2 separate regions of the Homo sapiens genome follow, and region 2 is linked to region 1. A link is a contact called in ENCODE Hi-C or POLR2A ChIA-PET data. All regions are on one chromosome and are shown on one strand. Each heading gives the region's core, a stretch centred on a gene start or an enhancer-like site at or near the end of the contact. The rest is flanking DNA. Distances are from core to core; before and after follow the strand shown.

Evidence for each region. A loop is a pair of places that touch in the nucleus more often than their neighbours do. ChIA-PET counts read pairs that join two places held with the same protein, here RNA polymerase II (POLR2A). Pooled maps may share reads with other maps.
Region 2: a map of endothelial cell of umbilical vein shows a loop between it and region 1 (5-fold over the local background). The contact joins two enhancer-like sites. A Hi-C loop is called at or near these places in 3 of 168 maps with a recorded cell type or tissue (B cell, CD14-positive monocyte and endothelial cell of umbilical vein), 15 of 37 single-sample maps with no recorded cell type and 6 of 50 pooled maps. POLR2A ChIA-PET finds 5 or more read pairs at or near these places in 8 of 52 experiments (OCI-LY7, PC-3, Panc1 and 4 more).

Annotation. Positions count from the first base shown.
Region 1 is chr3:161,033,188-161,037,805 of GRCh38, reverse strand. The region is part of intron 2 of PPM1L (protein phosphatase, Mg2+/Mn2+ dependent 1L); the gene reads right to left. Among named protein-coding and RNA genes, the nearest start is that of B3GALNT1, 70 kb to the left of the region's middle. Within about 2 kb of position 2,530, at least 4 of the 41 ENCODE cell types and tissues checked have a DNase peak (open chromatin) inside an H3K27ac peak, as active enhancers do; they include B cell, CD14-positive monocyte, OCI-LY7 and 1 more, where a contact is called at or near this core.
Region 2 is chr3:161,067,784-161,071,930 of GRCh38, reverse strand. PPM1L (protein phosphatase, Mg2+/Mn2+ dependent 1L) reads right to left here. Exons shown (of 4, transcript NM_139245.4): 4 at 1-3,120. The coding sequence ends at 2,774. Among named protein-coding and RNA genes, the nearest start is that of B3GALNT1, 35 kb to the left of the region's middle. RefSeq lists an enhancer at 2,186-2,235. Within about 2 kb of position 1,915, at least 11 of the 41 ENCODE cell types and tissues checked have a DNase peak (open chromatin) inside an H3K27ac peak, as active enhancers do; they include B cell, CD14-positive monocyte, OCI-LY7 and 1 more, where a contact is called at or near this core.

The DNA of each region.
Region 1 (4,618 bases), core at 1,281-3,780:
GTAGGGTGGTTGTGCCTCAGGATCTCTCATGAGCTTGTGGTCAAGCTGTCAGTCATCTCAAAAGCTCAAGTAGGGGCTGGGTACAGTGGCTCACGCCCGTAATCCCAGCACTTTGGGAGGCTGAGGCAGGCAGATCACCTGAGGTCGGGAGTTCAAGACCAGCCTGACCAACATGGAGAAACCCCGTCTCTACTAAAAATACCAAAAAAAAAAAAAAAAAAAAATTAGCCGGGCATGGTGGCGCATGCCTGTAATCCCAGCTACTCGGAAGGCTGAGGCAGGAGAATCACTTGAACCTGGGAGGTGGAGGTTGCGGTGAGCTGAGATCGTACCATTGCACTCTAGCCTGGGCAACAAGAGCAAAATTCCATCTCAAAAAAAAAAAAAAAAAAAGCTCAAGTAGGGGAGGGTACATTCCCAAGTGCATTCACATGGATTCTGGCAAACCTCAGTTCCTCACCATGTAGGTCTCTCCACTGGCTGCCCAAGTATCATCTCTTCATGACATGGCAGTTGATTTCCCCCTGAGCATGTGATTCCAGAGACAAAGAGCAAAGGAGCAAACCAAAGTCAGAAGCCAGTCTTTATATAACCCAGTCTCAGAAGTATTATCCCATCACTTCTGCTATATTCATTCACTACAAAGGAATCATAAAGTCCTCCCTGCACTCAAAGGGAGAAGAATTAAGTTCCACCGCAATGAGAGAAGTATCAAATAACTTGTGGACATACCTTTAAAACCATGCTTATGGATACCATAGGGTCAGATAATAAAAATCTGGGCTAGCAAAGCACAGAGATCAGAATTATCAAAGATTTTTTTAAAGGATTTTTGCTTTGAATACAGACCTTTTTTACGATTCAAAAATGAGAGGCTTCCTAGAGAACTTGTTAGATACAAAAATATAGTAAATAAGATTTCATGGAAGCCATGTCTTTCTTGGCAGGAAAAACGGACTTGTCCCATCTTTTCAACCTTAATGGGAGTCCCTTAAAATCAAGGATCTCTGCTCTGAAAGCACCTTTGCATTTGCAGCAATCAATACGAATGTACTTCCCTGACTGGTGACCACAGGTTGATAATGACTAGTATGGGACTAAAGGTAACATTAAAAAGGAGAAAAAAACCTAGATAAACATGAAGGAATATGCACTATGTTCTGCAGTGTCTTGAATGGCACCGGGCCTGGGTTAAGAACCAAACTCTATGACTACAGACATAAAATTTACCAATTACTGAAGGATAACAATTACAGGTCACATTTATTGAGCACCTACTCTGTAACAAGCATTGTTCTAAGTGCTTTACAAACACTCATTCACATAATCCTCACATCAATCTACTAATAATACTCTCATATCCCCATCTTGCAGATGGTTGAACTAAGACACAAAAAGGGTAAGTAATTTGTCCAAGGTCACAGAGGTATTAAGAAGAGAAGATGGGATTTGAATCTAGGTAATCTGGTTCCAAGGGCCATGCTATTAACTTCCACAGGGTCTGATCTTCTCTACTTACCCTCAAATCTTTATGATTTTTTCTTATATTACTATTCCCTATATACATACTTATAATGAGCCATTTCCCCAAAGGTAAACAACTTTTCAGTACAGATCTGTGAAGTTAGTGATTATACCATATGAAGAGGATGATCAAGGAGGAACTGCTATTCCCCCACACTGACCTGGATAATTAATGTTGTCCCCAAAGTAATTTCAAAATTTAAGATAGAATATGTCAAAGCAGAGTCTGATCTTTTCTTTCTTAGGAAATCTGAGTCATGGCTTGATTTGGACTTGCTGACTTGCTGGTATACTGTTTCCCCTTTTTTCTGTGGTTTATGATGATGAAAATAAAAGCGGACATCATATGTATAGCTCATTAACTGGAGACAATCACCAAATGTTGAAATCAGCTTGCTGAACTAACCATGACCCTTCTTGAGTACGTTCAATCATATGCTGAAAAGCACTGCAAAAAAGAAACAATGTGTTCAAACCCCAAGAATGTCCTTGAAAATAACAAAGTCATCTATTGGGAATGTCCAGAAACTGGGAAAGTTAGAGCAACCTGTAAAATTATTTTAACTTTGGTTAAGTTCCTGGCAAGAATTGCCATTAACAATCATACATGACCTGATTTTATTTAGTTGGGAAATAAAGCAATCTTACCTCTGACATGAGGAAGTTTTAGTCTTGTACTTCCTCTCCCATTCATGTTATTTTAATCTTGCATCTCCTATTCTTTTTAGTCATTCTTTCAGGAACTATTTTTACAGTAACAACAAGGAGTAGTTGTACGTATCTGGACTTCAAACAATGAGGCACAGCCTTTAGCATGTCTGTCTACAGTCAAAAGCACTTTCTAAAGAATTAGAAGCAATGGTTACTTATCTCAAAATTAGCTCTTTCCTCTTTGGCCGAGGGGCGCTGTGCAACACAAACCATGAAACAGAAGTTTTCCTGTTTTACATCAGGCTTGAGCACTTCCTGCATTGCTCACCACTTCTTTCCGTTTGGGTTACTTACCTATTCAATAAGCAGAACAAAGCTCAGTCAAAACTGCAAGATGGCTCACTCTTTTTTTTTTTTTTTAATTATACTTTAAGTTCTGGGATACATGTGGAGAATGTGTAGGTTTGTTACACAAGTATACATGTGCCGTGGTGGTTTGCTGCACTCATCAACTAGTCATCTATCCTTCCCCTTGCCCCCCACCCCCTGACAGGCCTCAGTGTGTGATGTTCCCCTCCCTGTGCCCATATGTTCTCATTGTTCAACTCTCACTTATCAGTGAGAACATGTGGTGTTTGGTTTTCTGTTCCTGTGTTAGTTTGCTGAGAATGATGGCTTCCAGCTTCATCCATGTCCCTGCAAAGGACATGAACTCATTCTTTTTTATGGCTGCATAGTATTCCATGGTGTATATGTGCCACATTTTCTTTTATTTTTTTATTGTACTTTAAGTTCTGGGATACATGTGCAGAACATGCAGGTTTGTTACATAGGTATACACGTGCCATGGTGGTTTGCTGCACCCATCAACCCGTCATCTACATTAGATATTTCTCCTAATGCTATCCCTCCCCTACCTCCCCTAGTCCTCCACCCCCCCGACAGGCCCCAGTGTGTGATGGTCCCCTCTGTGTGTCCATGTGTTCTCATTGTTTGACTCCCACTTATAAATGAGAACATGCAGTGTTTGGTTTTCTGTTCCTGTGTTACTTTGCTGAGATTGATGGTTTCCAGCTTCATCCACATCCCTGCAAAGGACATGAACTCATCCTTCTTTATGGCTGCATGGTATTATATGGTGTATATGTGCCACATTTTCTTTATCCAGTCTATCATTGATGGCCATTTGGGTTGGTTCCAAGTCTTTGCTATTGTGAACAGTGCCACAATAAACATACACGTGTATGTGTCTTTATAGTGGCATGATTTATGATCCTTTGAGTATATACACAGTAATGGGATTGCTGGGTCAAATGGTAATTCTGGTTCTAGATCCTTGAGGAATCGCCACACTGTCTTCCACAATGGCTGAACTAATTTACGCTCCCACCAACAGTGTAAAAGTGTTCCTATTTCTCCACATCCTCTCCAGCATCTGTTGTTTCCTGACTTTAATGATCACCATTCTAACTGGCATGAGATAGTATCTCATTGTGGTTTTGATTTGCATTTCTCTAATGACCAGTGATGATGAGCTTTTTTTTCATAAGTTTGTTGGCTGCATAAATGTCTTCTTTTGAGAAGTGTCTGTTCGTATCCTTCACCCACTTTTTGATGGGGTTGTTTGCTTTTTTCTTGTAAATTTGTTTAAGTTCCTTGCAGATTCTGGATATTAGCCCTTTGTCAGATGGACAGATTGCAAAAATTTTCTCCCATTCTGTAGGTTGCCTGTTCACTCTGATGATAGTTCCTTTTGCTGTGCAGAAGCTCTTTAGTTGAATTATATCTTATTTGTCAGTTTGGGCTTTTGTTGCCATTGCTTTTGGTGTTTTAGTCATGAAGTCTTTGCCCATGCCTATGTCCTGAATGGTATTGCCCAGGTTTTCTTCTAGGGTTTTTATGGTTTTAGGTCTTACGTTGAAGTCTTTAATCCATCTCGAGTTAATTTTTGTATAAGGTATAAGGAAGGGGTGCATTTTCGGTTTTCTACATATAGCTAGCCAGTTATCCCAACCCCATTTATTAAATAGGGAATCCTTTCCCCATTGCTTGTTTTTGTCAGCTTTGTCAAAGATCAGATAGTTGTAGATGTGTCACATTTTTTTCTGAGGCCTCTGTTCTGTTCCATTGGTCTATATCTCTGTTTTGGTACCAGTACCATGCTGTTTTGGTTATCGTAGCCTTGTAGTATAGTTTGAAGTCAGGTAGCATGATGCCTCCAGCTTTGTTCTGTTTGCTTAGGATTCTCTTGGCTCTACGGGCTCTTTTTTGGTTCCATATGAAATTTAAAGCAGTTTTTTCTAATTCTGTGAAGAAAGTCAATGGTAGCTTGATGGGGATAGCATTGAATCTATAAATTACTTTGGGTAGTATGGCCATTTTCATGATATTGATCTTCCTATCCATGAGCATGAAACATTTTTCCATTTGTTTGTGTCCTCTC
Region 2 (4,147 bases), core at 666-3,165, 35 kb before region 1:
CTAGGGAGTCTAGGAAGCCTTGGGTGACAATTCCAAAGCTTTGGCAGTGCTGCTTAGGGAAGCTTCACATGCAAACATCTCAAATCAATTTCCCTAATGGCTAGATTCAGCATTCCCAGGTCCCTGGGGAGCAGCCAGTGTACCATAGGGCACCCCCAGGAGTGATGTCTGCACATCCCCAACAGCTGGAAAAGGGCTAGGGAGAGAGAGCTCCAGAAGGAAGGGAACAAAATACTCTGATTTTAGATATAACTATCCTAACAACTATTAATGAAACTGCTACAGTTTTGCCTAGAACTTCTATCTTTTGAAAATCTACAAGCCATAGTAGGGGGGAAAGAGGCAGTAATGGGAGTAGGATATATACACTCTATTTGGTTAACATCAGAAATGAATTAATTGTACAAAGCAAAATTTAGAAGACGCCTTGTGAACCTCAATTAGAGAGAAAGTTATGTAACTCGTGCACTCAGCACCATCTGTTAAGAAATTCTGCAGGGCACGTAACCACTGATTTACTAATTTAGTAGCTTTTCTTTTTCATCTTTATCAAAACACTGTTGCTTTCATTTTAGACAATAAAAATAACCGGAATTTAAAAATGTCTTTTCCTTGCTATTATACATTTTTGTGCTACGTTAAAAATAAAGAAAGTTGGCTATGGGCTGTAAAGTGCTGACACCATTGGTGCTGATTTCAGTTTGATGGTGGGTGGGGGCAACTCTTAGGAGTCAGAATGTCCTGAATTTCCAAGCAAACTCAGCCGCCTGGCCTGGCCATCTCAGCACTGCTCACAGCCAGCATTTGTTTTCCACATTCCCTTCCCTGTCCCCACCCCAAATATTAATACACACATCCACATATTCAGTGTCTCCCCATAGGCAAATGCTTAAATCTAAAATGGTGGCAGATATTTTTTACTAGAAGATTCTATGGCTAAAAAACAATAACCAAGGTTCTGTAATGCTGGAAAATACAGTATACAAAAGTAAGCAAATCTCATGGGAAATCATTAGCAATTCTCAGTGCAGTCAAAGAAAGTTAAGTGCTTGGAGAAATCAAGACAGATTGCAGCCCTCCACATCTACAAGGCAATTTCTTCACTCTCTCAAATTCTCTCCTGGACACTGCTTTGGGAAAACTCTACAGCAGCAGGAGGGGAGAGGGCAGGGTTCCACGGCGAGGAGGTGGCCGGTGAATGTGGCATATGGGAAGCTATAACCACAAATGCTCACAGGGAAAGAACAAAACCAGGTGGATACAGAGGGCTGGGAGGCAACGGAAGTTTCGTTTGGCTGTTTGAGTCACCTTAGGCAAAGAGAGTGACCCAGCATTTTCTCTAAATAATATAAAATACCAAGGTTGGAAAAATGATAAATTAGCGATACAGGAAATGGAGAGCAGCAAGCCAGGCCCCTAAATAATTCTGGCCCACTTATCAATATGGGTTCACGCTTGAATTCCTGACTTACTGTGTTGCAACTGCCAGGTCCCTTTGCTGCCTCCCCTGCAGGCCTGCAGGCCACGGGGCGGTTTGTATTTGCCTGGGGAAAGCTCCCTGATGTGGATGGAGATTTGCAACCAAATGTTGAAGACTGCTGCCTTTCCATTGTCAAGGAGAAGCTTATCCCAGTAGTTTCCCACCAAATCCCAAGCTGCAGTAGCTGGGAACTCTGCACCTGGCTTCAAGGAACACACATACAGTTATAGGCTGCTGCTTCTCAGAACACTGCCTGACACTTGAAAACCACTTGGAAAGGGGCAAGGAAAAACACAAAAACTGGCAGCTGGAGCTCAATTCAGGGTGGTAACCTCACCAGCTCACTCCTTTCTCAATGCAAACAGCTTACTTGCCAGGGAACACTGTGACTCATTCAGTATCATTTCCTTCATCTACTGTTGAAAATGGAAGGAATCATGGTATTGTGGCTTGCTTTTTTCATTTCCCCTAACGTGGTTTCTTGGTCACGTAAGATGAAAAATCAGGGTATCTGTTGGTGAATTTAACAGCTGCCTATTACATATGGTAAGGACTAAGCAAAAGGTTAACGGTCATGCATGATTAGGATAAATGCACAAAGGCTGGTCAGGTGGTATACAAAGTCTATTTAACTATTAAAGGAAGCAAGGGAAGAGGGTTATCTCTGCTGTGCAGGCAGTTGCCACTGGTCTCTCATTCTCTCTGCTTCTCGCAGTCCCCAAGAGCAGCCAAAATAGTAAACCATTCCAAATCTGCTTCCAAGCTGCTACTGAGCAGAAAACATGGGCTCAGAAGGACAAAGCATTCTCAGGACAGCTCTGTCTCTTGGCAGAGGGTGTTGCCACATCAGCCCCTGACCACTCACAGGTGACGCAGTGGCCTGTCTCCTGCAGCACTGGGTGGTCTGTCCTGTCCACTGTTACAAAGAGAGGACACAACAGCTGATGCCTGGAGGACCCTGAACAGGATCTTGAAAAGAATCTTCAGGGAGACTAAATGACACATATGCTATTCACTTCATATATGTGACTCTACAGCTATTTACTTATATATTTTGGACACTGGATGAAAGAGTTGGGAAAACATGAAGAAACCATTTTCCAGTTTCTTAACTACATTGGCCAAGGGCACCCTCTGTTCGTCACTGATTATAGACCTAAGACCACCAGGGAGGGGGGATTCCATGTCTGGGGTGGATGATCCTAATTACAACTCCCACACTTTTCACTAAATTAAAAGAGACCAGTGTGTTGAAAGTCCTTTAGTCTAAGGCAGCTGAGACCCCTGAAGGGTTCACTGCTCTTCTGTTTTGCTGCTATTTCTGAACTTCACCACCATGACTGTTATATTGTCAGGGCAGCCTCTGTAAAATGACTGTAAAACTATGCTCTTGGCCCCAAAGTGAGGTTCATCCAAGCGCTCCTTGATGAATCGAACTGCTTCTTCATTGCTGAAAGCATCCCAGAGACCATCTGATGCCAAGATCATGAACTCAGGCTGAAGCTTGTCCAGGTCAAAGGTCAGGATGTCTGGGTCTGGGATGACCACGTTGAGATTTTTCAGCGGATAATCCCCCAGGGACCGAGACATGGCCAGGATTCCCTGGACCCTCCAGGAGCCATTGAAACTGATGAAACCACCTAGAAAGACAGGATGAGCCCATTAGTTTGACCAGCTGATATCTCACTTACCTGGGATAGTCTAGGTACGTGCGCAACAGGGTGACCTACTTCATGTGAACTGGGCTGTGGGCACTCCCCTTAACCCCATCACTCCTGGGACCCACTGCATGGCCTGGGGTTTTATACTCTACCAGTTGATCCTCATACCCTCATCCTGGCATCTTGAAGGATTTCAATAATATATCAATAAGAGTACTGAAGGTGGCGGATACATATGGGGGAGGGCATTGGTTTTTAACTTAACACCGTGGTGGCTCAGTGATTGACAGTAGAGAGCATGAGGGTAGGGATTTGAGGAGAGTGGCAAAGGAATGCTGAAAGGCAGGTGAACAGGCACCGTATATATCATTTGGCCTGAGGCCACTCATAAGTGTGCCTATATAGGTCTCAAAACAGCTCTGTCCCCCCAAATAGGATCAAGATTAAGAAAAAGCACACACTAGTATAGTCATTAAAGGCTCAGGTCAGACTACTTGAATGTGATTCCTGGCTCTGTCTCTTCTAACCATGTCTCACTTTGGATGAGAAACTCTTTCTCTGATCCTCAGTCTCCCTGGCTACAAAATAGAGACAGTATCTATTTTATTGGGTTGTTGAGAAATGAAGGTCTTATTCCACATAAGTCATTTGGCACAGTCCCTGAACATAATATGCACTTAACAATTGTATCTATTATTTTTTTCTTCATCCACATATTTGTCAGATATTTACTAAATACCTACTCCATGGAAGGCAATGTGCAGGATATGAAGTTATACAAGATCCAGACCTTTCTTTAAAAAAGTAGACAGCCTGGCAGGAGAATTAAGCCACAAAAAGTATTAAATACAATAAGCACAAAGTGGTATTCTTCAGGGCGAGACCAGTGTCTGCTAAATGCTGTAGGCAGATGGAGAAGGGAGGGATGATTTCCAGTTCTGATCATGAGGGTAGAATGAACATTAAAGGTGGGCTTTGAGCGATGGGTGAAACATCTATGGGCAGG